Linked DNA regions of Homo sapiens: region 1 is linked to region 2. Evidence: chromatin loops called from intact Hi-C (ENCODE). Cell type or tissue: heart right ventricle. All regions are shown on one strand. Links, peaks and the distances in the headings refer to the core of each region. The heading gives the core; the rest is flanking DNA.

Evidence for each region. Hi-C counts contacts between places; a loop is a spot of excess contacts. Peaks named below come from ENCODE experiments on the same cell type or tissue, not always from the same donor. Only the 100,000 strongest peaks of a DNase experiment are listed, where the experiment ranks them.
Region 1: a loop joins it to region 2, with 2.0 times the contacts of the local background. A loop is called at or near these places in 11 of 110 quality-filtered maps.

The regions. Positions count from the first base shown.
Region 1 is chr11:96,158,004-96,174,014 of GRCh38, reverse strand. The region is part of intron 1 of MAML2 (mastermind like transcriptional coactivator 2); the gene reads left to right. Among named protein-coding and RNA genes, the nearest start is that of MIR1260B, 180 kb to the left of the region's middle. In heart right ventricle, for the core only: no CTCF peak of the experiment used is centred there; a DNase peak (open chromatin) is centred at 10,994; H3K27ac peaks cover 4,616 bases.
Region 2 is chr11:96,246,409-96,262,419 of GRCh38, reverse strand. All of the region lies in intron 1 of MAML2 (mastermind like transcriptional coactivator 2), which reads left to right. Among named protein-coding and RNA genes, the nearest start is that of MIR1260B, 87 kb to the left of the region's middle. RefSeq lists enhancers at 3,575-3,624, 3,665-3,754. In heart right ventricle, for the core only: no CTCF peak of the experiment used is centred there; DNase peaks (open chromatin) are centred at 3,911 and 8,079; H3K4me3 peaks cover 918 bases; H3K27ac peaks cover 6,197 bases.

The sequences.
Region 1 (16,011 bases), core at 6,510-14,509, 92 kb after region 2:
TAAATGTTTTCATCACCGTTTTACTCCACTCAGTGGTTAGCACATGGGGGATATGCCACAAGTGTTTCCTGCTGTCCCCTTGTCCTGAAGAGAAACAGGTGACAAAATGGCCATACTTCTGAAAAATAAAAGAGCAAAAACAATAGTACATATCTTTTGCCTCCTTCAGGAGAAGCAGTTCTAATCAGAATGTTATTGGAGTGAGGCAGGAGCTGGAGAAAGTGAGGAGTACATAATGATGTTGGGGGACAAGAGAGAAGAAACGAAGACAAAGAAGTCCCTGTCCTTACCTTCTCGACGCCCCTGTGGCCTCTGCCATCGCTGAGGGTCCACTTCCTTGCTTCCTGAAATTCTGTCTCCTGTGGCTTGCATGGCATTCAATGAGCTTGTGTACTTCCTCTTCCTCTTACGAGTTATTCTGCCCCTTTCATACTTCTTCCTGTACCCTCCTAGAGGTGGATGACCCATAAAGCTCAGTCTCAGCTCTTAGTGTCCTACCCGTTTCTTCCCCCAGAATTGCCATTTCTGTGTGGATGGTTCTGAAAATCTTAGTCTTTCCAGGATGGACCCGATTTCTGCCCTGAGCTCCAGGCCTTTATCTCCAGGACTTCCCAGGCCCCTCAAACTGAACCTGTTAAAGATGGAACTCTGTCCCACTGAAAATCAGCTCCTCCCTCTGGTTTCTTATTTACAAAACCATTTTGTTTAGAATGCTTTTTCTTCTTTCTTGCTTCCTGTCATGGTAGAAAGAGAAAAAATATACTCTACATTTGAGGCTCTTCCTTTGGTGGTGAAACATTTCCTCCAAGATATTTGTGGTTGATAGCTGTAGTCTTGTGTCCAAGTGCTCTGGGACACATCTCCCCGACAGCCCCTGGGTCCCAGAGCCCCTCTGTAAAAGGGAAAGAGGAGTAGTATGTTTGCATAGGCAAGAACCTGGCAAGAGATGGCTTGTAAATGCCAAAAACGATCATGATGGGGTGCAAGGAGGAGAACGATATTAGGAAGGAAGTAGAATCTTATCATCCATGGCAACTGGCAAAAAGGGTGCATGCCCATTTGAAAGGCACTTTGGCTCTGATTCAGTGTGTGGTGTTCTACATATCGAGAGGCTGGAAAACATATGAAAGAGAACTACTCATGTTTTTCCATCTGTACACATGTGTTCTGCTGGTGTTAAATTCTTGTTGGAAGAGTCTCTCATTCCATAATATACACACAGAAAAATATTCCCACCACTTAAAAAATTATTATTAAAACCAGCTGAGTAAATTCATAGAGCATTGTAGCAGGACAAGTGAAATGTAAACTCACATTCTCTGGGATTGTAAATGCCTTTAACACATATGCTACTTCATATGAAATTTATTCCACTACTCATATTGTGTTTTCATGTCATTGATTTCAAGGGCAACATTTCAGGACAAAAATGCATGGCTGCAGACACTGAATCTTACTCTAAATTCTGAAATGTAGCATTAGGCACAGAGCCCTCCTTCTCGCGTAAGAGGACGTGAACAGAAACCAATTTGAGAAAAGAAGCTGTTCTCTTGCTGCTATAACTTACCCAAATCTTGTAAAAGGAGCAGGCTTAGATTGCTTCAGAAATGAGCAAAGAAGCTACCTGAGAAGGAGACTCTCTGAACACCACCAGTCTGGCTCTGATGCACTTCATCAAGTGATGAATCCATATGCATTAAGATTTAGTATCCACTTTTGCTTTGCTGATGAGCCATAAGCTACCTTGTTGAGGGTTAATTAGAAATACTACTCAATTCTGACCACAGGGAGAATGGCCTGCAATGAGGTTTTAAGCATTCATGTATTCATTCAAAAAATATTTATTGAGCACCAACTATGTGATAAGCAGAGGTCTAAACTTTTTGGATACATAAGTGTACAAAAGAACCAAAAATTCCAGCCATATTTATCAGAATATACTGTGCTTTGTGTTTTAGTTGAATCAGGGCTTTGCCCAAGTGTCGCTCTCTACAAGGCACTGTGGGACAATATTGTTGGAATACCCAAGACATGGAAGGCATGGTCTCTGATATCAAAGTAGCAATTTCACCAAAGTTGTCAGATTTAGGGGTTAGCATCCCAGCCCTTGTGACACCAGCAGTGCTTCTTCTGAGGGACACTGCTGAGAATGGAGAAGGTGGCAGGCAAGGGCCTTCCACAGACGCCTCCCTCCCCTAAAGAATGCACAACCTCCTTTGCCCTTGCTTGCTTCCTGGGTTGCCTTTAACTGGACCCATATCCCTTGGCATCTGCCATTCATTATTTGGTTTCTACTATCACCCTGTCTCCAGCTCTGATTTGGCTCTTCATTACTGAACTTTGGCGTGTTGTTTATTCTCTCACTGGAGTTTAACTTTGGGTGGTACCTGTTTTCTGTTTCATTAGTCCCATGACTGCATTGACAACCAGAAGGAACACTGTCCTTTATCTGACATGTATTTACACATATTTTCACTAATATATTAAAAATGTATTTATTGAACACGAATCACATGCAAGCATTTTACTGGGGCCCTGGGAATAGAGATGCCCTCATTGGATTGCAGAGTGGAGTGGGAAGGTCGGAAAAATGAACCAATAATTAAATATAATATCTTGAACACAGAAGAGGAGCACCTACCCATACTGGATGGAGTCTTGAAACACGAGGGGAATAAGACAGAGAAGAACGCGCCCGGTCTTGGGGAGGTATAACACATATGCAATAAGGTGATGACATATCACCGTTAGATAATAATCGCAGACAATGAAGAGTGTGTATTCTTCTCAGCTCACATACAATCTGATAGCCCAGTTCACTCTTCCCTCCAATGGTTTTTACTCCATCCTCTTTCTGGTCCCACCATCAATTACCTTGGAGACAGTAGGAAATGAAAAAGAAAAGAGGTGGAGGTAAGAGAGAGGAAAGACAAGTGGGAACCCAGGGCTCAACTAGTCTGCACCTCCTCAACCAGTAGTTTAAAAAAAAAAAAAGTAGAGGCCAGGCACGTTGGCTCACGCCTGTAATCCCAGCACTTTGGGAGGCCGAGGCGGGCGGATCATTTGAGGTCAGGAGATCGAGACCATCCTGGCTAACATGGTGAAACCCAATCTCTGCTAAAAATACAAAAAATTAGACAGGTGTGGTGGCGGTCACCTGTAGTCCCAGCTACTCGGGAGGCTGAGGCAGGAGAATGGCGTGAACCCGGGAGGCGGAGCTTGCAGTGAGCCAAGATCACGCCACTGCACTCCAGCCTGGGCGACAGAGCAAGACTCCATCTCAAAACAAAAAAGTAGAATCTACACACAGAAGCCACCCTTCTCCCTCATCCTTTCTCTCCACAGCTTCCAGCCCCATGCATTAGCCAAGGCATTCTTCTGTCCTTTGCTGCCTGATAATCCACGCATCAAACATCTACCCCTTCTTTGTGAAGGAATAGAATCTACACTCTTCTTGCTTAGCTTCCTGTCAAAATGTAGTGTTCAAGGAATAATCGAGGTTCTTTGAGCTACCTTCAATTTTCTAAAAAGCTTATCAGAAAGCAAACTGTATCTGTGATAAGACTGAATAAACTCACTGAGAGGCCAATTTTCTGTGCTTTTCGCTGGTATGATAAAAATAATTACACTGGTACTCTGGTGAAGATGAGAAGCATGGATTAGCCATTATCTGTGTCTGATTAATTTTTAAATTCCATTAATTACTTATTAATGCAATTTGGAAGAAAAATCTTTCATCCCATGATATGGGCAGAGGAGGGAGAAATAATAAAAGGCTGGGATTCCCTTGTTTGTGAAAAGGTTGGAAAATACCACCCAAGTGGACATTGGAATGTAGAATGTGAGCACGATGCTGGGCAGGTGCACTGTAGCACATGATGTGCCCTGAACCAGTGGAAAGGGACCGTGTGATGCTGTGCATTCTCTGAACCTGTATCCTCTTGAAACCAACAAACAGAAGGCATTTTTGTTGTGGAGCCCTCTGTACAATGTACAGCAAAATAACTCAGAACCAGAGATGTTGCTCCATGTTAGGTAATACTAGAAGAATAAAGTTTTACTGGTCGGGCACGGTGGCCCACGCCTGCAATCCCAATACTTTGGGAGGCCGAGACGGGCAGATCACGAGGTCAAAAGATTGAGACCAACCTGGGCAACACGGGGAAACCCCGTCTCTACTAAAAATACAAAAATTATCTGGGCATGGTGGCACGCACCTGTAGTCCCAGCTACTCAGGAGGCTGAGGCAGGAGAATCGCTTGAACCTGGGAGGTAGAGGTTGCAGTGAGCTGAGATCACGCCACTGCATTCCAGCCTAGTGACAGAGCTAGACTCCATCTCAAAAAAAAAAAAAAGTTTACTTTCTTTTCTGTTTGTCTTTTCTTACCCCATTCTGCTGGCATAACAGAAATAGAGGTTAAGAATGGGAATTGGCTTTACAGAAAACCAGCCATGAACTCACTATTGCTAGTGCCTTTCAATTTGCGTCCCAGGACGTGACCAGGTTACTTCCTACAGATGACCTCAGCAGGACTTTTTTAGAAGGAGGAGCTCGAGCACCCACCTCCTGGGTTGCCCATCCCCAGGGCCTGGGAGCAGGAAAATGCAGCATTTGGAGAAAGTGCTAGATGGAACAGGTTTGCTGCAGGCAGAGCAGGAGGAAAGAGAATGGGTCTTTGTTTCAGGTGTGCTTTTTCATTCCTGTTACAGCTGAGTGCTGGATAAGGATGCACAGTGGAGCTGGCACTCTCTCTTCACTTTAAAAAATCCAGTTGTGTTGCTATTGATTGACATTTGGAAACTGAAGCTGAGGTTAATACAGAGTAAACTATTCTCTCTTATGAAGGGTTATTAACTCGTTCAGGCCTTCTGTCAGTGGTATGTAATTCCCTGCATGGGAGTCAGAACAACAAAGTTGGAAGGTTAAGAGAAACTTAACCCACCCATCGTAGAAAGAAGAGGCCAGAAAAGCAAAGTGGCCTGCTAAAAGTCACATCAGCAATTTATGGCAGATTAATAATAATAAATTAAGCCTACATGAAACTTATGGTGTAGTTCAAATCTGAATAGCACCACTAGGCACCCTAAATACCATTGCTGCGTTGCCAATTCTTGTGAAATAACCCAAGTGGATTACACAGAAACGTTTCTCAAATCCCCACACCAGCCAGCACAACTTTATGACTCATGTGTTTGTAGCTGATCTCAGCATAGTGAATTTTATGTACTTCATTTCCTCCCTGATGTTCTTCCATGGAAGGACCCTGAGGTTCACAGGGCACTATGCCATCTTGAACAGCAGGATTTCTCCAGTCCCTGTGCAGGGGACAGTGTGTCATTCTGGGACCCTCAATGAGGAAAGGCATCTAAGAGATCTCTCAAGGACTAGTATTTTTCAAAATGTGATCCAACAACCCTCCATCCACAGGGGGCTCATTAGAAATGCAGGTTCTGAGATCTATTCCAAAATTACCAAATCAGAAATGGAGCAGAAATATGAAAATTTAATGGGTTTCCTAGGAGATTTTAAAGCACACTAAAGCCTGAGAGCCACTGCCCTGGGCTGCCTGGACTTCATCTCTCCTCACCATTTTCATTCCTGGGAATGAGATGATATGGTCTTTGACTAGAGTTAGATAGGTAGATAGATAGATCTTACATTTAAATAATATCTATCTACTAATTCAGTCAGCTTTTATTGAAGGCTTTCTATTACTAGGCACCATAATGGAATTAATAAAGGTAGAACACCTACCATATTCTATACTGATTGCTTTCATAAATTAACTCCTTTGATCCTTACAACTTTATAGTTACTACTGTTATATTCATTCAACGGAGGAGCAAACCAAAGCACAGAGAGATTAAGAAAAATTTTCAAGATTAGAGAGCCTGTAAATGGCACAGAGTTTGAACCCAGGTAGTCAGCTCCAGAACCCATGAGCTTAACTACTATATGATATACTCTTCTCAAAGCTGGAGAGGAATAAGACTTGGTTATTGCAGCAACCCTCCCAGCCCCAACCGCAGGAGCTCACAGTCTCAGCAGGAATCCAGACTTCAGACATATACATAGGTCATTACATATGCTTGTTAATTGCTATGATAATGTATGAACAGAATGCTATGAGAATTAGGAGGAAATTATTAACTGCCAACGGTGTCAAGAAAGGCTTCCAGAAAAATATATGGCTCAGTGAGAACAGGATTTCTGTCTCTTTAGCTTCTTCTAGCACAGTATTTTACAAATATTAGGTGCTCAAAATAAATATGTTGAATGAGTGAATTAATGAATGAGATGATTCATTGCAGCTGGTATTGAAGAATCGGGAGGAGATTTTGTGACAAGTAAGAGGGAGAAGCATGCACACAGCCTGGAGGAGTAAATGGCTACAAATAATTTGTTTTGGCAAAAGACATTAAATGTGACAGGAGCAAAGGTGCCTGGGAGAGGGGTGATGGGACTGATGTGAGGAGCAGGGACAAAGAGGAGGCTGAGAGTGAAAGATCTTCTGCTCTGTGCGAAAGAATTTAGATTAGTTCTCTGGGCAGCCTCCTCAGGCAGGGGAGTGACATTATCAGATTTCTCTGATGGGAAGACACCTCTGGGGGCCAGTGTGGAAGGCATAAAGTGGATTAGTGTGAAGGAAGTCTGGCAGGAGGAAGGCCAGCTAGGAAGATTGAAGGAGTAAGAGCAAGAGATTTGGAAGGTCTGAGCTACCGCACAGGCCAACAGGAATAGAAAAGGAGGACCCATTAGAGACACTTGTTTGAGGCAGGAGAGGCAGGATTCAAGTGAGCAGCGAGTGTCCAGATTAGACTTTATTTTCTAACACAAATGGCAATGGCATTAACTGAAATAAGGACTCCAAGAAAGGGAAGTATGAGGTGGAGAGAGTTAAAGAGCTCAGTTTTAAACAGGTTAGGTTGCAGTCACCTGTCAGTCCTTCCAGGGAAGAGAAATTCCCAGCAGGCATTTATTAAGATGAATGAACAGCAAGTTTTCAAATGGGGACATGGTGTTTGGTATCATCAGCATCAGGGAGGGAGGTGAAGCCATGGGAGCAGAGAACATCCCTCAGGAAAAGTGCATAAAGGGAGAAGAGAGAGGACTAAGAATGTATTCATGAAAAGTAGCCTTTAGCGGGTGAGCAGTCAGTAGGGCAGAACAAGATGCTGTTATTTCAAATCAGGGTGGTCTAATAGAGGAGTCACCTTGTTTTTATTCAGAAGAATTTTAGGAAAATGAAACTCCTCTAAAAAGTTCTAGATAGGCTGAAACCTAAAACAGACAGTACCTTTGTATTGGATGCTTTGGGCACCAGCCCTCCTTCACCTGTGACAGACACATAACATCCCCTTCCCCATCTGGGTGAATGCCAGCGAACCTCAGAATGCAGAATTCTTCACCAATGCTTTAGCTATTGACATTCGACCTTAAGCCTTCGGTGGCAGCAAGTTAGGAAACTTCAAACATCAGCAATTACAGCTGTCTGGTTGGGTCCTCTTTCTTCTAACTTCCACTGTGCAAGGGGAACGTCTATCAGTCTGCACACCCTCAGAGCAGAAACAATAAGAAAACAAGAAAATAAGGAAACAATAAGAAAACTATTTAACTTAACGAAAATAACCACTTTCTTTTAAAATTAGCTAAACAAACATGATCACACTTATCCTTTAAATTCAGTTGGCTATTTGCAGAAAACTGACTCACTCAATTCAGTTGGGAGTTTTTAGTCTAGCATGTTTTTGCAATCCCTGGGGCTTCCCACAGCCTGAAAGTCCTTCATAATGTGGGGTGTGTGTGTGTGTGTGTGTGTGTGTGTGTGTGTGTGTGAGAGAGAGAGAGAGAGAGAGAGACAGACAGAGAGAGAGAGACAGAGAAAGAGAGACAGAGAGGAAGAGACAGGCAGAGAGAGAAACAGAGAGAGAGAGCGAGAGAAATGCTGGCATTCAATGAGAATTGTAGGGAAATGATATTGTACAAAGGATATTCTCTGTGTCCATTAGTCTGTCCATAAGATGACTGTGTCCTCATGGTCTTGTGCTGTGCATGATACCTGCACAAATATCCTGCCTAAGGCAGAGCAATTTACAAAATCATAGATACTAATGTCAAATAAATATATGGGGGAAATGTTCAACCTCAATTGATGTCAAAGAAATACAAATAAAAGCGACAATGTGATACTGTTTTTCTCTTTTAAAATTGGTAATGCTGTTTTTAAAATTGTAATACCCTGGGTTGCCCCCAGGAAATCAGAAAATGAGACTCTGGTACTCTGCTGTGAGAGCGTAATTATGTATAACCTCAGAGGACAATTTGTCGATATGTATCAAAAACCTTAAAAATATTCGTAATCTTTGACCCACCCAGCAATTCTTCTTTTTAGAATTTATGTGCAAGAAACAACGAATTGGATTTTTATGGTATGTGAAATATACCTCAATAAAGCCATTTTTTTAAAAAAACAGAGATATGTAAAATGTAAATATTTATTACAGTATTATTTATAACTGAAAAATTGGAAAAGCCCTAATGTCTGTTGTATGCCACATCTGCTCAAAAGAATATAGCCATTAAAAAAATTACGTTAAGGTACAACTTTGGTTCTTAAAGTGTGTTTGCCAGACCAACACCATCAATGATATCTCCTGAAAACTTGTTAGAAATGCAAATTATGGATCTCTGCCCTAAAGCCACCACATCGGAAACTGGGATTAAGATTCAGCACTCTGTGTTTTAACAAGCCTTTCAAGGTGATTCTGATGCTCACTAAAGTTTAAGAACCACTTGCAAAAAAAAATATTCTTAATAAATTGCAACGTGTAGGGAAAAAAACACACTACAAAGCAATGTATAATGATGTGAGGTCAATTTATCTGAAAAATATTGTGCATATGCATGCCTAGAAGAAACAGTGGTGAGATATATTTGAAAAATTAACAGAATTTATCTACAGATGGTAGATAGATCTCTTTCGTTTTCTTCTGTATAATATTCTGTATTTTCCAAGTTTTCTATAATTGTTGTCTATTATTTATATAATGGAAAGTTCTTGCCCTTGAAAGTTCTGGCCACTAAGACATTTATGGAAATATATTGCACAAGTTCAATGAAGAGGAAAATAGAAAGGATGGGTGGGTTTCTCCCCTAATCAGTCCTGTTGGGAGGCTCATTGCCCTTGAAGCAGAATTTGACATTTTTTGTGCTTGCTTTACTTATGAAAGTGACACACTATCTGTCTTAAGCATTGTACATCAAAGGGTACATGGTCCGCGGTGCCCATCAGATCTTTGACCCTACTTTCTTTGAGATCACGATAGGGTGGTTTTTCTTCTTTTTTCTGTGTTGTGTTCAGGGATTTGTTGTATGTTGGCTTGTGCCTCCTGCTATGGAATAGGTGAGTTTGGGGCTTTGGCACAATCTGTATCACTCTAAAAAGAAGATCAAGAGCATGTTCTTCTTTCTTGGGAATTTCTTATAGAATCCTAAATAGCAACAGTATTATTGGTAAAATACTGGGATGGAAAAAACACTGGGTATATCAGGTGCCATAGGACTCTGTTACTACACTGTGTGATAGGGAAAAAAGGACAGGCCCAGGTTCCTTGTAACTAGTTCTGTAGCCTTGGGCAAATCTTTAGTATTCTCTGGGTCTTGCTTTCTTCACCTTTAAACTGAAAGAGTTGACAAGATGATCTCTGAAGTCCCTTTCAGCTCTGATTTCTATGCTTTTATGACTAGATTCACAGAGATAGACTGACCCATAACCAGAAGGCAATATAATGCTCTTTCATCTGTTTCCTGCAGCTTGGATTTGTGAAAGCGCAGTATTGGCTGGGCACGGTGGCTCATGCCTATAATCACAGCACTTTTGGAAGCTGAGGCAGGTGGATAACTTGAGGTCAGGAGTTCGAGACCAGCTTGGCCAACATGGTGAAATCCCCATCTTTACTAAAAATACCAAAAAAAAACAAAAAAAAATAGCCAGGCGTGGATGGGTACCTGTAGTCCCAGCTACTCAGGAGGCTGAGGTAGGAGAATCGCTTGAACCCGGGAGGCAGAGGTTGCAGTGAGCCGAGATCACACCATTGCACTCCCGCATGGGCAACAAGAGCAAAACTCCATCTCAAAAAAAAAAAAAAAAAGAAAGAGAGAAAGAAAGCTCAGTATTTCTTCAGAAGATAGAATATCCTTTAATGGGCTTCTGCCTGCTCTGGCAATGAAAATCTATTTTGAGATATTACCTCAGCAATATTATCAATACGAAGTGGTATTTGGTATTCAGGACCCTTCCAGAACAGTACCAAAGGTTTGGACAACCTACAGATAAAAATGATCATTGCTGAAAATGTAGAGAGAGACTAGATAGATGTCACAGGTCACTGGAGTAGGAACTATTTAGTGGAGAAGATGGAGTAGCTGTATAGGTCAGTTAGGAGACTTGGGTTCTAATCCTAGCCGTGACCTTGTCTAAGTACCTTGTCTTTCTCAGCTTCAGTTTTCTCATTTGAAATATTTCTGGTTGATCTCCAGGGTTATTTTGTTTGTGAAGATAATAAGAGCTTATGATTGGAAGAATGATATTGTGGGTATAAGATAGTTGACATACCTAAGGGAGTCTCCCAGGAAATAGCCACTGTAGACAAATAGAAAAGCTGGAAGAGTTGATAGAACTGGAAGGAGCCTCATCAACTCTACTGAAGGCCTGAATCATTTCTACAGCATCCAGCTTTTTTTTGACAGGGAATGAGAGATGAACACATACCTTGTCTGGGGCTGGCAACTGCCAACTTTTTCTTGAAGGGAGGGAAGTGTATACTTAAACTGCCGAGACAGTCTCGGGTTTGGGAAAGAGATTTCTGTTCATCTCTTTAAACTACGGAACGTTTATAGTGTGCACTCCACTGTAAAGGAAGCCCGTGAAGTTTGCTTGGCATAGGAGTAATGTGAGTAATGAAGTCTTGGCTCCAGCCAACATTCTAAAGCTGGGTTTTGCAAAAGTTGCAAATCCCCAGAGGAAATGCTGGAGCACAGAAGGCCTGCATATCATGGATTACACTAATCCAAGCAGGAAATGATAATGACATAGCTACACAAGCAGTGTTTTTCATGGCTAATTGGGAAGGATGGTCATTTAATCAAACTATGCCAGACTCCAGGCTTTTCGCATCTAGGGCAGCCTAGGAAAGAGCCCTCCTCAGACCCCCTTGTTCAGGGTAGTTAAGCTCAACTGTAAGTTCCATGAGGACAGGGACTTTATCTTTTTATTAACTTCCTTTTTTTTTTTTCTTTTTTTGAGACGGAGTTTTACTCTTTTGGCCCAGGCTGGAGTGCAAGGGCGCAATCTCGGCTCACCGAAACCTCCACCTCTCGGGTTCAAGCGATTCTCCTGCCTCAGCCTCCCGAGTAGCTGGGATTACCGGCATGCACCACCATGCCCGGCTAATTTCGTATTTTTAGTAGACAGGGTTTCTCCACGTGGGTCAGGCTGGTCTCCAACTCCCAACCTCAGGTGATCCGCCCGCCTCAGCCTCCCAAAGTGCTAGGATTACAGGTGTGAGCCACCGTGCCCAGCCTATCTTTTTATTAACCTCTAATACCTAAAACCTACTACAATTCCGGGAGCATAGCAATCGCTAGATCTGGTCTGGAAGATCTCTGAGTATCTAACTAGCTTTTTAATAAAATGCTTTGTTTTGTACCATGTCGAGGTACCAGGACTTGACTTTATGAGCCTCTTATGAATTAAAAAAAAAAAAAAAGTCAGACCTGATTCTGCATGTAAAGAACTGGATATGTTCATTGCAGAAAAAAAAAAAAAAAAAAAAAAAGTTAGATTGATAAAGTAAAATTAAGAGAATGCTTCCATGTGTGAGGTTATGTACATGCCCTTTAACTTTATTTTTCTTCTGTCTCTAACCAGACAGAGGCTGGGGTCTGGGATGTCTTCTCAGCATTTAAATGCTTCTTAATTTAAAACATGTTTTCAAGAGCTGAAAATGAATATGATGGCTGCATGGTATAGTAGAAGGGAGTAATGTGCTGAGGGCCTGAAGAGCTAGCTTTCAGCCCACAGGTACTGGCACCAACCTGTTGTAAGATCCAGCTTTCCTCCGCTGCAAAATGAAGGGCATCTATTGCCATGATTATATTTCCTAAACCAAAACTCATCGTCCAGTTCCTTATGATTTGGGAGACAGGAGGCAAACTGGGAGATATATCTGGAAGGTAAAATGTGGAAAGTTCCTGGACATGTTGATGCTGTGCAAACGGTGGAGTCGCATACGAACTCTATAGTTGTGGAGTAAACTCAGGACATAGGAATGCTGAACGTGAAACAAAACAATCTTAAATAAGATATAGAATAGACCCTGAGATCATGTTTTTATTGCCTCACATTCTTCTTTTGGCATGGAAGTAAATAATTCCAGTATCTGGAAGACAGTTGGAGGGTCAGCTGCACATCCCCCATTCTCAATCTCAAGTGACCTCCCTGCCAGTCTCTTAACATGCGACTTCCCCATCTGCTGGATCCCGAGATTCCTCTGTCCGTTTTACAGGGTAAAAAATGAACCTATTAAGAGACTGAAAAAGATCCGGGCTGTTCTGCTCAAGTAGTCATACTAGCAGGGAATGAGATTTATGAGATGAGGTAATAGACATACAAATAGAAAAATACATTCTAAAGGAACTTTTCCCTCAAATGCCTATTTCCTTTGTGATTGATTTGTGTGGGGGAGGCTGAGGAAATTTAATTCCCTTGCCTTCCCCACCACATTCCTCCCGTTTCAGGGTCTAAATGTTCCTAATTGCAGTACAGAGGCATCTTCTCAGAGAGCGGTCCTCAGGGACACTTCCCACTCTCCTCAGCTCTGCAGTTTCTAGTGGCTTCCTTCAGTGACATTCCTACTTTTCATTGACTCTTGAGATATTATATTAAAATGGAAGATTTATTCCCCTGGCAGAAATTGAGGTCACTGATATTCAGGGAAAGGTGCAGTGCCTCTCCAGTTATCCTGCAACTCTTTGTCAAACCCTGCAGAGTGATTAATAGGAAAGTGTTCGACAAGGGTCACTCGCAGAGGGCGGGGACTCTGGTTCAAACCACACTGTGTGCTCTCACCCAAGTGCGCACTTATAATCAATAATAGATACTGCAAGAGGACATACTGTGTAGCAAGCACAGGGCTACATAGATTCTATTCCTTATTTTATTGAATCCTCAAAACGAATCTTTAAATTGGGGAGTGTTAGTCCCTACTTTAAAAATCAGAAAACTGGGTTGGGCTCAGTGGCTCACGCTTGTAATTCCAGCACTTTGGGAAGCAGAGGCAGGCGGATCACCTGAGGTCAGGAGTTCGAGACCAGCCTGGCCAATATGGCAAAACCCCATATGTACTAAAAATAGAAAAATTAGCTGGACATAGTGGCAGGCGCCTGTAATCCCAGCTACTCAGGAGGCTGAGGCAGGAGAATCACTTGAACCCTGGAAGGGGAGGTTACAGGGAGCCGAGATCATGCCATTGCACTCCAGCCTGGGTGACAGAGTAAGACTCTGTCTCCAAAAAAAAAAAAAAAAATTGGAAAACTGAGACTTCGGTCAACCTATTTGCTAAAGGCCATAAAATTTGTAAGTATCACAGTTGGGTTCAAATCCAGCTTTCTGATTCGGAAGCCCATTCTGTCGGCCAGGTTCGAATGAGAATTCAGAATACCTTCCAAGGGAAGAGACGAAATAGGAGGCAACCTGAAGAGTGCATTGAAGAATAAAGGATCAGGGGCTCTTCCCCCGTGCCTTGATGTAAATAACTCTGTGAGATCATCTAAACATAAGCACCCCAGGGCTTTTTGTAGGCTCACAAGACACATCTCTTCTGCCTGGTTTCCTGCTGATTTAACATACAAGTGCTTATTAATCTCTTTCTATAGGGGAAAAGCACTGTGGCAGGCAAGAGAGATACAAAACTTATTAAAACATATACTCTTTCCTGATTCAAGGCAATAAACACTACAGAGCACGCAGCTATTAATAACTATAATAAATTCGGAATATGATATTACTCTAAATAAAGTAGAACTAGTATATAGAGTAGAGGCAGTGGGTTAGGAGTTTTTAAATTGTAGTTTTTTCCCAGACCAGCAGCATCAGTATCACCTCACCTAGGAACTTAATAGCAATGCAAATTTCCAGGCCCTACTGGAGAAACGGGGCTGGCAGCGTAAGCTGTACTTTAGCCCTACAGGTGATTCAGATTCTCCGTGAAGTTTAAGAATCAGTGGTTTAGGCCGGGCGCGGTCGCTCACACCTGTAATCCCAGCACTTTGGGAGGCCGAGGTGGGCGGATCACGAGGTCAGGAGATCGAGACCATCCTGGCTAACACGGTGAAACGCCGTCTCTACTAAAAATACAAAAATTAGCTGGGCATGGTGGCGGGCGCCTGTAGTCCCAGCAACTCGGGAGGCTGAGGCGGGAGAGTGGCGTGAACCCGGGAGGCCGGAGCTCGCAGTGATCTCGGCTCGCAGCCGAGATCGCACCACTGCACTCCAGCCTGGGTGACAGAGCGAGACTCCGTCTCAAAAAAAAAAAAAAAAAAAAAAAGAATCAGTGGTTTAGAGGCACGGTTAGTAACTGAATTGGCTTCACAGGAGATGGGGTAAGGGACTGACAACAAATCCGCCTGGAAAGGTAATTTAGGGCTGATGATTTAAAGGCATTGAACTTACTGCTGTGGAGACTTCATCCAACAGTGGATGGCAAGCCATTTGGTAAGCTTTACATTTTAGAAAGATTACTGCTTGGCAGTAAGTTTCAAAAGGGACTGTGCCATCTAAGTAAAAACTGACCACTGATTTCTCCTCTTTTTCATATTTCTGCTGTTCTTTCCACTCAAGTTTCTATGACAAAAGTTCTGATACAACTTGTCTTTATGAAAATCATATTAACTTCACTAACCCTTCAGGGATTCCTTGCAAATCTATATTTTCCAAATCTGTATCATAAGAAACAGAAGCAGCCCTTTCCCCACTAGTTAATAGGAAACAGAAGGCTCTACTCCGGTGTTAGAGGGGCCCAAAGGCACACCTTTTGGGATTTTCACACTTTCTCCTCTACCATTTACCATTTCTCCCAAAGATTTTATTCTCTTAACACAGTAGATTTTATGTCCTTTCCTGAAAGGTAAGTCTGGGACGATGAAGCCTTATCCACATCCTCTTACCAAACTCTATCTTTACCCAGGCATTTGGGTAATACTTGTTGTAAATAATAATTTTAATAAGAGCTAGGGGGCCTTCAGGCAGCAAATGCCCAGACTAGTAGTTCTCCACATGGTAGTCTCAGTCTTGACCATTCTTTCTAGAACCTGGTGACAGCTCCTCTGTGAAATTAAACAATAGACTTCATATATAAATTAGGACTTGTCAGTTCTAGCCTCCACCCAGGCAAAAGAAATCTGCTGTGATTTCAGGAAAAGCTTTTCTATCTCTTGAAGTTCTCAGAGGCTTTAGGAGTAGAGATCCATGCCAGTTCCAGACTCTCCCTTGCAGCTCCTCATGAGCTGCCCTTTGAAGGCCACTCTGGACTTCCCCTGTGCCACACAGGGAAACTGGGGCAGATGGTCAACCTGGGCAGCATATTGCTTGCAGAGCCTATCTCTATGTGTGGGCCTGGTCACCCCAGGACCAACAAAACAAAGCTAGAGAAGGACAACTGGGTGGTCCACTGTGTTAGGGAAACCAACACGTGTCAACAGACTATGAGAATTAGGACTCTTTCATCTGTAAATAAACTATGATTTTTCACCAAATCTTGGAGTGTATAGGACTCTTGTAGCACCTATTATCCATGTAATTCATTTTAGCAAGAATTATACTCTCTCAAACACTTTTTCTGTTTAGCCTTGCCTTCCCCACAGGACTTGGAATACCTTGAGAACAGGAAATATGATTTATATTTCTTTTGAATACTAAAACCACAGCCCTGGAAACACAATAGATAATTCTC
Region 2 (16,011 bases), core at 3,183-11,182:
GAGGAAAGAAAACGAGCAGTAATCAAAATCTTGGGAGAATTATTTTCAGTTTGATTTTGTGAATTTTATTTATACAATAAATAATAATGCTAACTGAGGGTCAAATTAATCTATGAGAATGTTATAAATGACCTTAAATCAGCACATTTGGAGAAGTAAAAAACTGAATCTGTGACTGAACTCTGTCTTCATTTATCATAAAAACCGTACACAATTTTTAATCTTCCAATGTCTCAGTGACACCTATTTCCAGATTAGTGGTCCTCGAACTTTAGTACATGTCAGAATGTCCCAGAATGCTTGTGAAAAATACGGATTTCTGGGTTCCATCCTCAAATACTCAAGTTCAGTAGATGTTGGTTGGGACCCAGAAAGATGCAAGGACTTCAGGACATCTTTTAAAAACATTAATATGGAGAATAATGAGCCAGGAGGGAAATAACTCTTTGAGTCAGAGAATGCCACTGATTTTAGGAATTCTGACCGTATCAAATACAAATTTTAGAATTTAAATATTTGTTCATGGTGATATATTAGAAATCTAACATAACACATATTGGTGAAAAAATAATTATAAAATTGTCTGCAGTTAGGTAACTTGGTTGTTTATAATCAAACTGTTTAGACAATAACATTGAAATAGTTACTGAATTGAACACTTCCTTATTTTATAGACGAATAATATGGAGCTCAGGTAGTCAAAGTAATTTGCACAATATCATGTCACTAGCTAGGGACCAGGCAAGATATTTGCTCTTTCCATTCATTATGTTGTGTTCCTTTCAAAAGTCTCTATAAGTCTCCAATATTATCAGAAGGACTTGGGGTAAGCCAAGAACCCCATTAGACGATACCTTCGGCTCATGTAGGAAAATAAGGTTATAGGCTTGTATAAACATAAATATACTTAACAAAAGCAATTCTACGGTTATAGCTATAGAATACACCTTGTCTTTCCTCTCAATAAATGTCATGAACCACTGGATGGAGTGTCTTAGTTTGTTTTCTTTTGCTTATAACAAAACACCCAAAACTGGGTAATTTATAAAGAAAAGGAATTTATTTCTTACAGTTATGGAGGCTGAGAGGTCCAAGGTTGAGGGGCTGCATCTGTTGATAGCCTTCTTGGTGGTGGGGATTCTGTGGCACAGGGCATCACGTGGCGGAGGGGGCTGAGCGTGCTAATGTGCTAGCTCAGGTCTCTCTTCCTTTTATAAAGTCTCCAGTTCCCCTCCCATCATAACCCATTAATCCGTGAATGGATTAATCCATTTATGAGGACAGAGCCTTCATGATCCAATCACCTCTTAAAGTTACCACCTGTCAATACTGCCAGATTGGAGATTAAGTTCCAACATGCGTTTTGGAGGGGTCATTCAAACCATAGCATAGAGTAATGATGGTAAGTTGTTTCAGGCATAAAATTTGAAATAAATTATGAGGCTCCATGATATGCTATATTGGTTTTACCTTCAGAAGAATATTTAGTTTCACTCAGGTTTTTCAAAGCTACGCTGTCCCCCAAAAAACGAAACAAAACAAAAAAACAACCTTTTTAAGAGTTGATGGCTACTCATTTGATCTGCCTCCTCTGCTGAATCAATTAGGAATTTTTTTTTTTTTTGCCTGCAAATAACAGAAAACTGACTAACAGTGTAAGAAATAAAGTGATTACAAATAGGGATTTTTCCTCCCACACACACTACAATATTTCTGGATATAAGGTCATTATGGGTATTAGTTTAGTGACTCAAATAATATCACTGCTCAGGGTCAGTTTGTCTGTGATTCTCTATGCCTTTCTCTCATAGTCTTAAACTGCAGGTATCACATTGGCAGACTGGAGGGAGGAGTGAGGGCAGCCCTGGTGTTCCTCTTATCAGAAAAGCTGAAAGTGTCCCAAAAGCACACCCCTCTCCTATCAGATGTCCATCTTATTGGCCGGAACTATGCTGCACCTCCATTCCAAGAACAAGAGACACTGAAGAAAAAAATGTATTGCTTTAGCTTCTAAAAAGGAGACGGCCAAGGGATAAGACAGTTGAGAAGGGTGTGGCATGACAGAGTGTCTGCTGCTCTCTTGGTTTTAGAAGGAACTCCTGTTATTCCAGTGTCACCTGAGTACAGACTGGGTCTCATGGGGCCACTCCAGATTCAGACATTCTTCTTTTTTCTTCTGCTCTACCACCATCCTTCTAGAGTCTGCCAGTTTGCTTCCCCCCACCCCATCCCCCAACACCACACAGAGTGACTCCACTCCCACACACACAGGCATTCACACAGTCCAACCTTCATTTTTAGGAAGTCCTGGAACTGACTGGCCTTTAGGAAGGTGGCACAGGTGTTCCGAGGATTATAAAATGTTTTATTGAATAAGTTTTCTCTGTGGATGTCCAGGAACCTTTCCTCCCAGCCTGTTTGAAAGAATAATGATTAAATTAGAACAGGACATACTGATGTTTAAAAAAAAAAAAAAAATCACAAGTCAGTATCTTGAAAGTATATCCCAAGGCTTTTTTTAAGGTAACCTTTATACTGAACCATAAAAAGATTAAAGACACCTTCCTCTAGAATCAGGCCCTGTCATTCACATTGAGATTGTTCAGAAAAAGAAGAGTTGACACCTTTACTGAAAGGAGTCAAGGTCTTGCAAGCAGGAAACTGGTTTTATGACAATTCCCTGCCTTGCTAGGTAAGCTGGTCCACATCGAGATGACTCTCTCCTTGACTTCTGACTTACTTTGTGTTTGTTGGAGGAATCCTATGAGTCATATTTAGCCTTTCCAGCCTGATTGAGTTTGAAGGAGCCACTGGATTATTGCATACAATGGATTTTGCAAAGAGTTTTCTCCAGCATACCCACAGGAGAAAGGCAAGTCGGTTCATAAATGGAAATTCTAGACAAACAACTAAGCTAAAGACACCTCTCTGTATAAATGCTTCCAGATGGAGACAAGTTTTTCACTTCACTCTCCACAGTTTTCACTTTAAAGGGTTATTGAGATGGAAGCATTGGAGCGAAGCACATTAGAATCACTTGCCCCACCTTGCCTTCTGAGGAAGAATGACTTACGGTTGCAAGGGGAAAATGCTGGCTAAAAAATAAATCTTGGTCTGTTCCCCATAGTCTATCAACACATGCTTTTCAGAAGAAGAAAAAGAAAAAAAACATCTGGAAAGAATAGGACTGAGTTGGTAGAACATCTTGAAGGGGGCTGGCCTTCACTTAGAAAATTGAAAAGACATGCAGATAAGCCATTAGGAAGAAGAGTCTGTGGTTGTTAAGCAGAGTTACCTAAAGAAGGAACTTCAAGATACAAGTTTAAAGCAACACTCTGTAATTATTTGTATTATAGTATAAGGTTGTTAAGTTTGTCTTCACCCTTTGAAAGAGTTCTGAACAGAGTTAGTGTTTTCGTAAAAAATCTCAGGGCCTACAAAAAATGCCATTTGGCCTCCACAATAAGTTGCTCCCACCCAGAAAGTCCTCTCCCTTCTACAGCTTCCTGTATAAAAGGCTGGGATACCAACATCTGCCTGAAGCAAAAACACATGTATTTTAACCAAATAAATAAAAAGGAACAAAAGTCTGAGTACATCATGCTGCTCATAGTCTTACTGGCTGACTCCCATTGGCTCTCTCACTGTTGTTATAATTTCGTTTATGCCCTAGGCAGATGGGCCTCTCTGCTCATAGGTGATTTAGAATCTGCTGATAGTGGCTGGAATGAAGCATGGAGGATCTGGCAACTTCTAAGCACACTGGCTTAGACCACTGTATTCTTGGGCTTTGATGTTTACTCCATATATGATTCCCATCAATGGTGATACCTGGGCCATTGTCCAGTGGGTGAATGTGATTTTCTTCTTTGGAGAAGCCCATTGCAAATCACAGCTAATAGGGACCCTAATGAGGACGTTCACCTCCCAGCTCCTCTGTGCCAGGGCAGTGGATAACAACAGGATGTGGGTTTTAAACACATGTAAGCTTCTTCAAGCTGCCTCTTTCAGTTTCATTCTTTTTTTAAGGCACTAGAAAATATAATCCACATACTTGAAACAAACATTTTTTCTTGCTGCTAATGTTTTTTGTCGTAGTTTTCTCCCATGTCAGGAGTGGATTCCACTCTGATTAGTACCAAGATATATTAATTGGTACAATATGTAAATGAAAACATGGGATATTTACAAGGTAGGCAGAAGATGATATATGCTTATAAGTTTCACTTTCAGTAAATATGAAAATGTATTTTATTCATCCTCCATGGTTGTTGTTAAAGCCACTCTGCTATACCTTGGACTTAGCAAATGATTTTGATGAATAGGACCAAAAGATGTCAAGAGCCACAAACCTATCACGGTAAAAATTAAAGGCATTTAGTTCCAAATTAATTTATTTAAAAAGAAGTTGTAATATTTGAACAGGCCATAAAATTAGGATCAAGTAAGCAAATCTGTAGGCATTTTATCAGAGACAGGAGCAATGAGAGACTGCAGGAAATAGAAGGGAATCAGACTTTTATTCTTTATAAAGTTGTTATTCCAGTCCTCACCATCCCCTTTGCTCCTCTTCCCAATTCATTATTTTCCTTTCTGTTACTAGTAAGTCCTTCTCGTCTCTCCTCTTCTTCCCATCACCCCCAGGATACACAGTAAAGAGAGAATACCAGAAATGGGCAGCACTGGTGAGCAAAGAAATATTATAGAGGTTTTTTTTTCATTCCAAGTTTTAAGTTGTCCTTGTGCATGAAATATGCACATGATAAAAAGGGGGTTGCCATCAATGCATATTGTCTTGAAAAGCCAAGGGCTCTTTTTCGGTTTTTCTCTATAATGAAGACTGTTAGACTGTGGACTCTATAATTATGCTCACTGAACAAATACCTTGAAAGGGAAGTAATTCCAAGTCATGTATCAAAGATTCAATTTGACATGTATTTACTAAATGCCTAACATGCCTATGCATTTTGTTTATTCATTTATAGTAACAAGATATAGTGAGTTCATATTCTGTGCCAGCACTGTGCTCAGTATTGAAAAATTGGAGTCACAAGATTCCCACTTTCAAGAACTTACAGTCCAATGGAGGAGAAAGAAGTATGAAAGGATCAATTGCAGGGTGACAAGAGAGTGTTCCAATAGTGCAGATCCAGAGCTGTGATTTTAAAAAGATGATGCAAACCAGTTATCTCTTGCTTCATGGAGTGGATGGGCTACAGGAAATTTGACAATAAAACAAAGCTTAAATAAATTGCAACATTTGTCTACAACTCTACTGTAAAATTGGAAATGCTTTTCCACAGAAAAACCTCTCAAAATGCTGAATGCAAAAGTTGGGATCACAGAAACATTGTGCCTATTTTTGGTCTGCTGGAAACTGTATTTTTACAAGGTAATCCCTGTTTTCAATATAGTTCCTGTCTTGCCACTGGCGGTTTTCTTGTAGCATTTTTCTAGTTCTGAGATTGCTACTACCCAAAGTATTCATTTCTTTCTTACTGGGGTGTCCTCTGTCTTCACAGCCTGCTTCTGGATTGTAGGTTTTTTCCTTTCTTTCTGTTGAGATATTTATGGCATTTGATAGAGTCAAACCAGATGTATTGCAGCCGGACATACTTATGTGGCTTCAGATGTGTAAAATAAGTAACTTCCTATCTTTGTCTGTCTAGCTCAAGAGTTGACTGTGGACGAGGAATGCCTGTATTGATTCATTAATGTAATAACTATTTACTGACTGCCTACCATGTACAACCAGAAACACAGTTCCTAACCTCATGAACTTACCATGTAACATGGGAAGACAAGCACTAAGTTCTTATTTGTTTGTAATTGTGATAAGGCTCAGAGAACAAATACAGATTCCTATGAACCCATGTATAGGGGGAAATATTTAGGTTCCATTTAATACTGACATGGCTAAGTATCTCAGTATTTAAGCTGAGATCTGAAGGATAATTAGAAGATTCCTCAGGCAGAGGGAAGAGCAAAGGCTGTGTGTGGGGCAGGAAGAAATGTGGTCGTTTGAGGAACTTCGAGATCAGCGTGGCCACTGATGTGCTGCAGTGTAGCAAAGAGAGCAAAAGAAAGAGAGAAACAGGGAGGAATGGAATTCAGCTCACGGGCTCTGGAATCAGAGTTTCAAGTTGGAATCCTGACTTCCTAGCTGTATCGGTTAAGAATTTTTTTTTGTGGCATCCAAAGAACAGAAAGCCTACCTTACTGAGGTTCATATAAAAAGGGGAAATTGGCCAGGTGCGGTGGGTCACACCTGTAATCCCACTACTTTGGGAGGCCGAGGCGGGTGGATCACCTGAGGTCAGGAGTTCGAGACCAGCCTGGCCACAGTGGTGAAACCCCGTCTCTACTAAAAATACAGAAATTAGCTGGGTGTGGTGGCGGGCGCTTGTAATCCCAGCTACTCGGGAAGCTGAGGGAGGAGAATCGCTTGAACCCGGGAGGCAGAGGTTGCAGTAAGCCAAGATCGCGCCATTGCACTTCAGCCTGGGCAACAAGAGCAAAACTCTGTCTCAAAAAAAAAAAAAAAAAAAAAAAAAGGCGGTGGGGGGAAATTATCTCCACAAAACAAAAAGTCCGACAATAAGCAATAAGCTGTCCAGGGCTGATACAGGGCATGATGAGGTCATCACAGATCCAGGTTCTTTCTGTCTTCTGCTCTGCATTCGTAGCCTGTGGCTTTGTCATTCCCTCATCTGGAAATGGCGGCTGCAGCCCCAGGCACAATGGCCCGTTGAGGAAGAAGGGGGACGATGTGCAGTGTCAGGTTATTTTATCAGGAAAGTTCAAAGCTTCTCAGAAATCTTCTGTTGGAATTCTACCTGGGTGTCATAGGCCAGAACACAACCCAAATAACCAGGAAAAATGTGAAAGTGAGAAAATAGATCGTCCACCCCTAACAATGGAGGCAGCAAGTGAGAGGGGATTGGGAATGTGTGTTGATTTCCTCAACAGTGTTTGACATAACCACTTTCTAGCTTTATAATCTTAGGCAAGTAACTCAACTTCCCAGTTCCTCTTCTGTAAAATGGGGATAACACCTGAAAAGGTTGTTACAAGATTCACTGAAATAGTTTCTATGCTCAGTCAGTAATCAGCATTCAATCAATATGAGCTCTAACATGATGCTTGACAGTTATGCAACGAACAGTTCATGAAGAGCTTTGTAAGCCATATTGATAATTTTGTCTTTATCCTTAGCACAGTGAGAAGGTATTAAAGGATTTTATGCAGGGAAGTGACATGATCATATTTGTGTTTTCAAAAGAGCCCTCAGGCTGGGTGTGGTAACTTGCGCCTGTAATCCCAGCACTCTGGGAGGCCATGGCAGGCGGTGGGCGGATCGCTTGAGCCCAGGAGTTCCGGACCAGCATGGGCAACTTGGGGAAACCCCACCTCTAAAAAAAAAATGCCAAAAAAATTTTAGCTGGGTGTGGTGGCACTCGCCTGTAGTCCCAGCTGCTCGGGAGGCTGAGGTGAGAGAATCACCTGAGCCTGGGAGAGGCTGTAGTCAGCTGTGATTGCGCCATGCACTCCAGCCTGGGTGACACAGTGAGACCCTGTCTCAAAAAATAAATAAAAAATAAAAAAAGGAGCCCTCAATTTATCCTCTGCCTCTGACAAATATATTCCATTTTGTTACATTGCAAAAATTTCAGCACATTGCTTTGCTTACCCATCTTTGCTCTGGAACGACTTTTAATTCTTCTTTTGGCAATCTTGGTTGTTTTGAGATGTGTGAAATTAGAATCATATGCAGGTGTTTGAGTTCTTTTGATTTTGCTTTTTAAAAGAGTTTTTTTTTTGTTTTGTTTTGTTTTGTTTTTAGAATGGGGCAATGTAAAGCCAGAATATCAACGTCCTTTTGTCAAGATTTTCAAACCTATTTGGCTGATAGTACACTTACAAGAATAGGTAAAAAAGATCCCAAAGATTTTACTTCACTTACTTGAACTACTAGCCCTACTATTAAGAGCCACAGCAAGCTTACATGTTCAAAAAAAAAAAAAAAAAGAGCTGCAACATTCCTTTCGCACTCCCACTCGCCCCTGAGGTTCTTCCACTTCCTTCCTATGGCTTTTTTTAGAAGCGAGTGTGTTTTTCTCACGTCCGGCAACAAAGGATGTTTTGTGCTACTACTGAGGTTTGTGTGTGTGACTTACTTTAGAACTCTTTCTAGAAAATGCGATTACTATTTGCATAGGTCTGGTAGAACTTTGTATTGAGTGAAAGTCTCCGATGACTGTTTTTGTTTTTGTGTAGATTTGCCACTGCTTAACATCAAATCACTTTCCCCTGTGTGTTTTAAAATACCTCTAATAGGACCTGTCAAAATTCTCCCAGAAGTCTCACAAATTCTTACCTTTAAAGAAAGTGTAAGTGATACCTTCAGTGTATTGTATTTATTCTTATATACCTTTGCAAAGACTTCTCATCACTTCCTTAAATATGTCTGATAGTGCCATAATGAGAAGGGGACATGGTAATTAACCATCAACTTTGGTTTTCATGGAGAAAATCTATCTGGAGCAGTCACAGTATCCTATGCTGGAGCTATCAGATGCCTTGACATTAGATGTTTCCATCTAATTGTAATTCTCTGAGCAAGGAGACAAGGTGGGATAAACAGAATTCTCAGATGGCTGAGAATTATACCCTAAATCCTGGGAGAGAATTTACCTTTCCATTGTCAGATAATATGAATCATTTAAAACATGTGCTGGAACAGCTTTGCCTTTTCTTGAGGAAAATGGGGTTTCTCTCTCAAAGAGAAAGATAAATGCGCCTCAGAAGATTTTAGTGGTCGATCTCTGTCAGTGTACTACCAGCAAAAATCCCAGCAATCAATATTACAAAGAGGCAGCACTCACTTGAGTACAGAAGTAACAACATTAGCTGCTTCGTAAACAAGATGGCATGGGAGATATTCTGTTTTGAGTAAATGACAAGTCCTACAGTCTAGATAGGAAGATTTCTCCTCCATATGGATTTTGTGATTTCGTCTTGTGTTGAGTAAGGAAGGGGAGCTTGGATTCCAAGATCAATTTAATGTCTATATTCCTTGGCATTGTCATGTTAGAGCAGCACATCTCAGATGGCTTTCAATAGTTATTTTAGCATTGATTTTCCTCTACTAGAGTAAATCAAAAGATGATTTAGAAAATCAAAGTCAGTTTTCCTTGGAGTTTTCTCAGAATAAAGGGAAGCTGTGGTGTTGAAGGGTTTTTTTGGCTCCTATTTACATATGATGCAAAATCAATCTGTGTGAATCTCTTTCCTCTGTTGAGCTCTACTATAGGCTCTACTATATGCAGAGCCTTGGGTATTTCTGTGCGAGGGGGATTATGCAAAAGAATTTTAAGGCATGCCACTTGACTTTGTGAAACCAAGTATTTGTTTAAAGAGACACGATATTATAGTGGGAGGCTGTTTTGTGAGAACCCACACTTTCATGTCAGCACCCTGAGATGGGATCCCATTACGCCCTTTAACCAGGCAAGGGACTTTATGCAGTTCTTCGTCAGGAAAATGGAGACAATTAAACTGCTTTTCTCATAGGTTGTTGTGTAAAAGGCAGCAAGATGTGGCTGTGTAAGAACATGACTGAAGCCAGACTGCTTATGCTTAAAACCTAGGTGAGCTGTTTACACCTGATATGACCTTGGACAAGTCTCATCTAACTTCTCTTGCCTCAGGTGCCTCATCTGAAGATAGCAGTGATGTTAGTGTCTGCCTCCTGCCTCATAAGCCTGTCATGTTGAGACCATCCTGGCCAACATGGTGAAACCCCGTCTCTACTAAACATACAAAAATTAGCCAGGCATGGTGACACGCGCCTGTAGTCCCAGCTACTTGGGAGGCTGAGGCAGGAGAATTGTTTGAACCCGGGAGGCAGAAGTTGCAGTGAGCAGAGATCGCTCCACTGCACTCCAGCCTCGTGACAGAGCGAGACTCCAGGTCAAAAAAAAAAAAAAAAAAAGAGTTAGTCAAGGTAAAGCGCTGAGAACAATGCCTTGCACAAAACATCACATAAGGGTTTGCTTTCATTATTGTGAGGATTAGATATAATGCATGTGAAATACTTGACACATGTAGAAGGTAACTATTCACTGTTATTTATATAGAGAACTCAGCAAAATGTGTAGTACATTTTCAGAACTTAATGTTGGTTGACTTCATTTTCTATTGTACATGTCTGTGTGTGTGTGGGGTGTGTGTGTGTGTGTGTGTAGAGAGAGAGAAGCACATATTTCCCAACAGCATAACGAGTGTAATTTTATGGGAAAAAGTATTTAGACCCAATTGGAAATTAGCCAGGCCATACAACCAGGAGTGTCTTTGCTACTCCGTCTGGTGTTGAAAGGGTTTGTATTGACTGGGCGCGGTGGCTCATGCCTGTAATCCCAGCACTTTGGGAGGCTGAGGCGGGCAGATCATGAGGTCAGGAGATCAAGACCATCCTGGCTAACATGGTGAAACCCCGTCTCTACTAAAAATACAAAAAAATTAGCTGTGCGTGGTGGCCGGCGCCTGTAGTCCCAGCTACTCGGGAGGCTGAGGCAGGAGAATGGCGTGAACCTGGGAGGCGGAGGTTGCAGTGAGCCAAGATCGCGTCACTGCACTCCAGCCTGGGTGACAGAGTGAGACTCCGTCTCAAAAAAAAAAAAAAAAGGGTTTGTATTTGTGGGCCTCTTTTTTTCTGTTGATGCTTCTCCAACATTCCACCATGGATGGAACCTCTAACACCTCATAACATGTTTGGAAAATTAAAAGGGATAATCACTGCTTATTATTCCTACTACCATAGAAGGTTAAAACATACCTGTCTTTTGGGCTTAGCTAGAACTCTAAATTTAGTAATCCTACTTACTACTAATAACAATACAGGCAGTTTCCAGAGTTTCCAATTTACTTACATAAGTTCTGTCTTCCAAAATTCAGTTATAAAACAAGAATTTGAATCTCACAATACACTTTCCCATAAAAAATGTTATAAGACATAATTAAAACTCAGGCCTACCTATCTAATTATCCCAATACCTTAGAGAAAAAAAATGGTACCGTAGATCACCAATCATGTGTGATTCATAGCACATGCTGTGAATTCTAGCTACAGAGATATCTGAAACACAGCTACCTCCATGAAAATTCTAGGGATGAGAGGCCTCATGCCTGTACTCTACCATCTTTAGTAAAAGACAACATTTTGCGGGACATGATTTTCACTGGGTAACTTCAGCCTCAGTTTTTGGGCAACATCAATGGCAGAAGAGAATGAGGGATGGCGGGGTGGAAACAGTTATTGTTATGTGTATGTAATTGTAAAGACTACTTTATTGCTAGCGATATAAAATTGCTAAAAACTTTGGCATTTGTTTTATTGCTCCCTCTTCTCCCTCACCCCTTACCATCACTCCACAAATCAACCAAAGCCAATGTCCTAAGGGATACTTTCAGTTGTTTCAATTATAGTTCTTCCTGCAGGTCCTCCAAGTATGAAATTAAGAGGCTTTCAAGATGGAGAAATCCTCTTTTTGCAATATGAAGAAAAGAGTTTGTAATGTCATTATCACCAAATAAGTTACTATTAATCCTGAATCAAGTCGTATTTAATTGTTTTGCCAGTCCAAAAAGCCTCCCTATTTAGTCTGTATGCAAGGACAGCCTGGCAGAGAAATTGAACACTTGTCATTTTAAAATGTGTCTATCACTTAATGCTTTACACAGAAGAGAAGGTGATAGTAGCTTCCTTCATGCTCCAGAGCTGCTGGTGTGACATCAATATATTCATTCATTCAAAATTTACTGAGCTTTCACTATGGACCAAGCACTACTCTTCTAACTGCTAGATATAAAGGGATAGGGAGATATTTATTAAATGATACAAAATTACAGCTAGATAGGAGGAATAAATTCTAGTGTTCTTTAGCACTGTAGGATGACTATAGCAAACAATAATATATTGTTTCAACTAGCTAGAAGGCGGATAGTGTATGTTCCCAACACAAATAAATGATAAATGTTTGAAATGATGGATGTGCTAATTATCTTGATCAGAGCACTATGATTATATGTATTGAAACATCACTATGTACCTCATGAATATGTACATTTTTTTCAATTTAAAAAATAAAATTTTAAGAATAAAAAATTTTTAAATTTTAAACATTTTTTTAAATAAAAAAGAAAAGCAGATAATTTGTCTACCAAGCCTAGATGGATGTATACTCATAAACAGGTAATACTGTAGTGTGCCATAGGGTGATAAGTGCCATGGAGGGGATTAATTTCATGCAGAGCGGGCCTGCAGGAAGTAAAGGAGCGAGCCGTGAAACTGTCTGGATAACGAGTTCTCAGGTAGAGGGAATAGCAAGTGCAAAGTCTCTGAGCGAATTGCAGGGAGGCTCTAGCAGGACCAGAGTAAACTAGGTGGGAGTGATGGGAGATGAGTTCTGAGAGGTAGCAGGAACACCTTGTAGGGCTCTGTAGACCAATACGAAGATTTGGTCTTATTCTAAGTAAGACAGGCAGCAAAGTGTTTTAAGCAGAAGTATAAGAAGATCTAGCTCATTTTTATAGGCTTACTCTGGGTCTACATTGTATGGAGATATGTTGCATAGTTTATTGCATAGTTGCACAAGTTGGAAGTGATGGTTGCTTGGAGCTAGTTACTAGCTACTAGCAAGCTAGTAGCAGTAAAAGTGGGGAAAAGTGTGGATTTTAGATATATTTTAAAGTCAGAGCCAAGAGTAGTGCCAATACGTTGGATGTAGGGTGTCAAAGAAAGAACTGAACCAAGGATCACTCAAAATGTGTGACTCGTGCAGCTAGAACTGCCATTTATTGAGCTGGAGGGATATTGTTGGAGTGTCATTTTTGGTTACTGAGGAAAGAAGAGGCGAGAGAACTGAAGTTTCATTTTGGACATTTTAGTTTGACATGCCTATTAGACATCCAAGCGGAGAGGCCAAGTAGTCAGGGGAATAAGTAAGCTGGAATTCATGCGCAAGGGCTGGCTTAAAAGTGTACATTTATGTATTTAAGGCTAGAAGGCTGAAAGAAAACACCTGGAGCAGAAGTATAGCTAAAGAAAAGAAGAGGCGTTTGAACAGAGTGCTAACACTCCAATATCTAGAGGTCGGAAAGATGAAGTGGAAGCAGAAAGGAGACAGAGGAGAAGTGAGGGAGAGAACATAAGAGAAAATAGTGCCCCAAAAGGCTAGTGAAGAAAGAACTTAAGAAGGAGGAAGAGTTTATTTGTCAGATAAAGAGTTTGTTGTCAAATACTGCCAATAAATTAGTTAAGCTGAAGACTGTAATTGATCACTGAGTCAGGTGAAAGTCATTGGTGACTTTCAATCAGTGGTGTCCTGGTAAACTGGCTCTCTGAAAAGCAGTGACAACAGCAAAATCCTGATTTGTAGTGTTTACTAAATTTCCCTGTGGAAATATTCCCATCATAGTCAATTTCCAGCTACAAACAGTTTAACAACCAGCTTGCAAAGTTCTTGAATATTTAACAATTAGCTTCTGCTAGTTGCGCCACACACCACCTTAACAGGAGCCATTTTGTAGGAGTGGTGGAGATTGGAGTAGATCCATAAGAAATGAAATGAGAATTGGAGACAGTGAGTACAGACATTTTTAAGGAGTTCTAGTATAAAGAAATAAGGTGGGAACTGAACTATGACATGTAGTCAAGATTTTTTTTTGTATTTTTAAAATAAAAAATACAGTGGCATGTTTGTATGCAGATGAGAATGATCCAATTAGAGGGGGAAATCAATGAAAAAGGAGAAAGCAGGGAGAATTGCTGGGGTGAAGTCCCTGGGTGGGAAAGAGGAGGGGGTTCTAATGCATAGGGAGAGGGTAGTTTCATCTCCAGTAACAGTGTAGTAATAGCAGAGAATAAAAGTAGCCCTGTCCAATTAAGTGTAATGTGAGCCACAAAGACAATGTAAATTTTCTAGTAGCCACATTAAAAAGTAAAACACGCCAGGCATGGTGGCTCACACCTGTAATCTCAGCACTTTGGGAGGCCAAGGTGGATGGATCACTTGAGGTCAGGAGTTGGAGACTAGTCTGGCCAAAATGATGAAACCCCGCCTCTACTAAAAATACAAAATTAGCCAGGCATGGTGGCAGGTGCCTGTAGTCCCAGCTACCCGGGAGGCTGAGGTAGGAGAATCGCTTGAACCTAGGAGATGGAGGCTGCAGTGAGCGGAGATCATGCCACTGCACTCTGTTGCCTGGGCAACAGAGCCAGACTGTCTCAAAAAAAAAAAAAAAAAGTAAAAAAACAGGTGAAGTTAATTTTAATGATTTCATTTAACCCAATATGTACAAATTATTATTAAAATATGTAGTGAATATAAAACCATTAATGGGAAAATTTAATTTTCAAAATCCAGTACATTTTACACTAACAGCACATTTCAGTTTGAACTAGCCAGTTTTCAAGTATTCAACAGTAGGGACTATCATATTGGTGAAGGTGGGTATACATATCAGTTAAGTGGTCAGATGTGTTGGTGGAAGGTTGTTGGTGTGCTGATTGTTTCTATTTTCTCAGTGAAATAGGAATCAAGTTCATCCAGCAACTGGGAGTAAGAATTGGGAAGAAGGTGCTGGAGGTTTAGAAGAGAGAGGAAAAGGTGTGAAGTAGTCATGTAGGAGAATGAAAGAGTTAATGGAACCAGAAGAATGTGCTAGAATGGGTATAGCACCATTGGCCCATTTGAGGTTAGTGGTCCAGAATTTCCAGTGAGACTAACGATGCTGAGTTTGTTTTTCTTCACCATCTTCTGCCTAGCAGGGACAGGGGCAGGGGCAGTGGCAGTGGGCGTCTGCAAAGTGGACAAAGTTGTATTTAAACAGGGTAAAATTGATTGGAAAGCAGATGCCAATCTATCATTCTGGTAAAAAATGCTAAATTTTTCCCATAGGAAGTTTGACCTTTTTCTTTCTGATCTAGGCTTTATGCTTGTGGGTTGGGGTGGGGATATAAGATGTTAAGCAAGAGTGTGTGGGAACTTGAAAGCATAGTGACATTTTTTCGTCCACTGAACTGCTATCTCAGAATTCTTAGCAAATTCTCCAAACTGTTTCTCTAGAGTCACTTAACTGAGCTGTCTGTGCCCTCTTTCCTTAGAGGTGATCAAACTATTTCTGAAGGTTTACTTATTTTTTTTTTGCATGGTCTGAATCTGATATATACTTGTCAAGACTAAATGTGTGTGTTGAGCTGACTCCATATTTGAGGCTAGAAAGACATTAATGAGGGCTCTCTGTTCTCTGCTTGTAACCTGAAGCTGCCAGTCAACAGAATGAATCAGACAGTTTCCAGCAACACACTAAGGTCCTTATGTAAGGAGGATCACACGCAATTTTTGTCTGCAGAATTCCTCTCTGTATAATTATTCTTTTGATCATGCCACACATGAAAAGAAAGGCAACTGGAGTATGAATTATGTCCTTGTTTCACTTGGCATTAACAATAGAGACAGGGTGAGGAGACTGTGAGAACTACTGGTCTGAGGGAGGTGGTTCTCCATTCGTAATTGACAAATGCTGTGTGTGTCCACAACGGTTTCCTCAGAGCCAACCTCAAACTGTATATATTACATTGAACAGTCAACATGGGTAACTACAATCCTGGGTATGATACTGCAGTAAGTGCAGCCTGAACTGTCTCTACTGTGCATGTGGGAACAGTTCATTGTTTGTCACCAAATAATTCAGACATTTGACTCCATTCATACTTTGACTGAAACAATGCAGGAGTCTTCTCACTGGTTTTATACTAAAGAGATTGAGCACTTAATCTGTAGTGTACCTGAAATGGCTTTCAGAATTATCAGTTTACAAACAGAGTTTTTGGATATGTTGAGGAGGTAGATCGCATGCCATCTCCTCTCTGACGCCCTCCTTGACACCCCAGGCAGAAGCAATCACTGTGCTTGATGATGCCTTGTGCTTCCATAGCATTTTGTATGT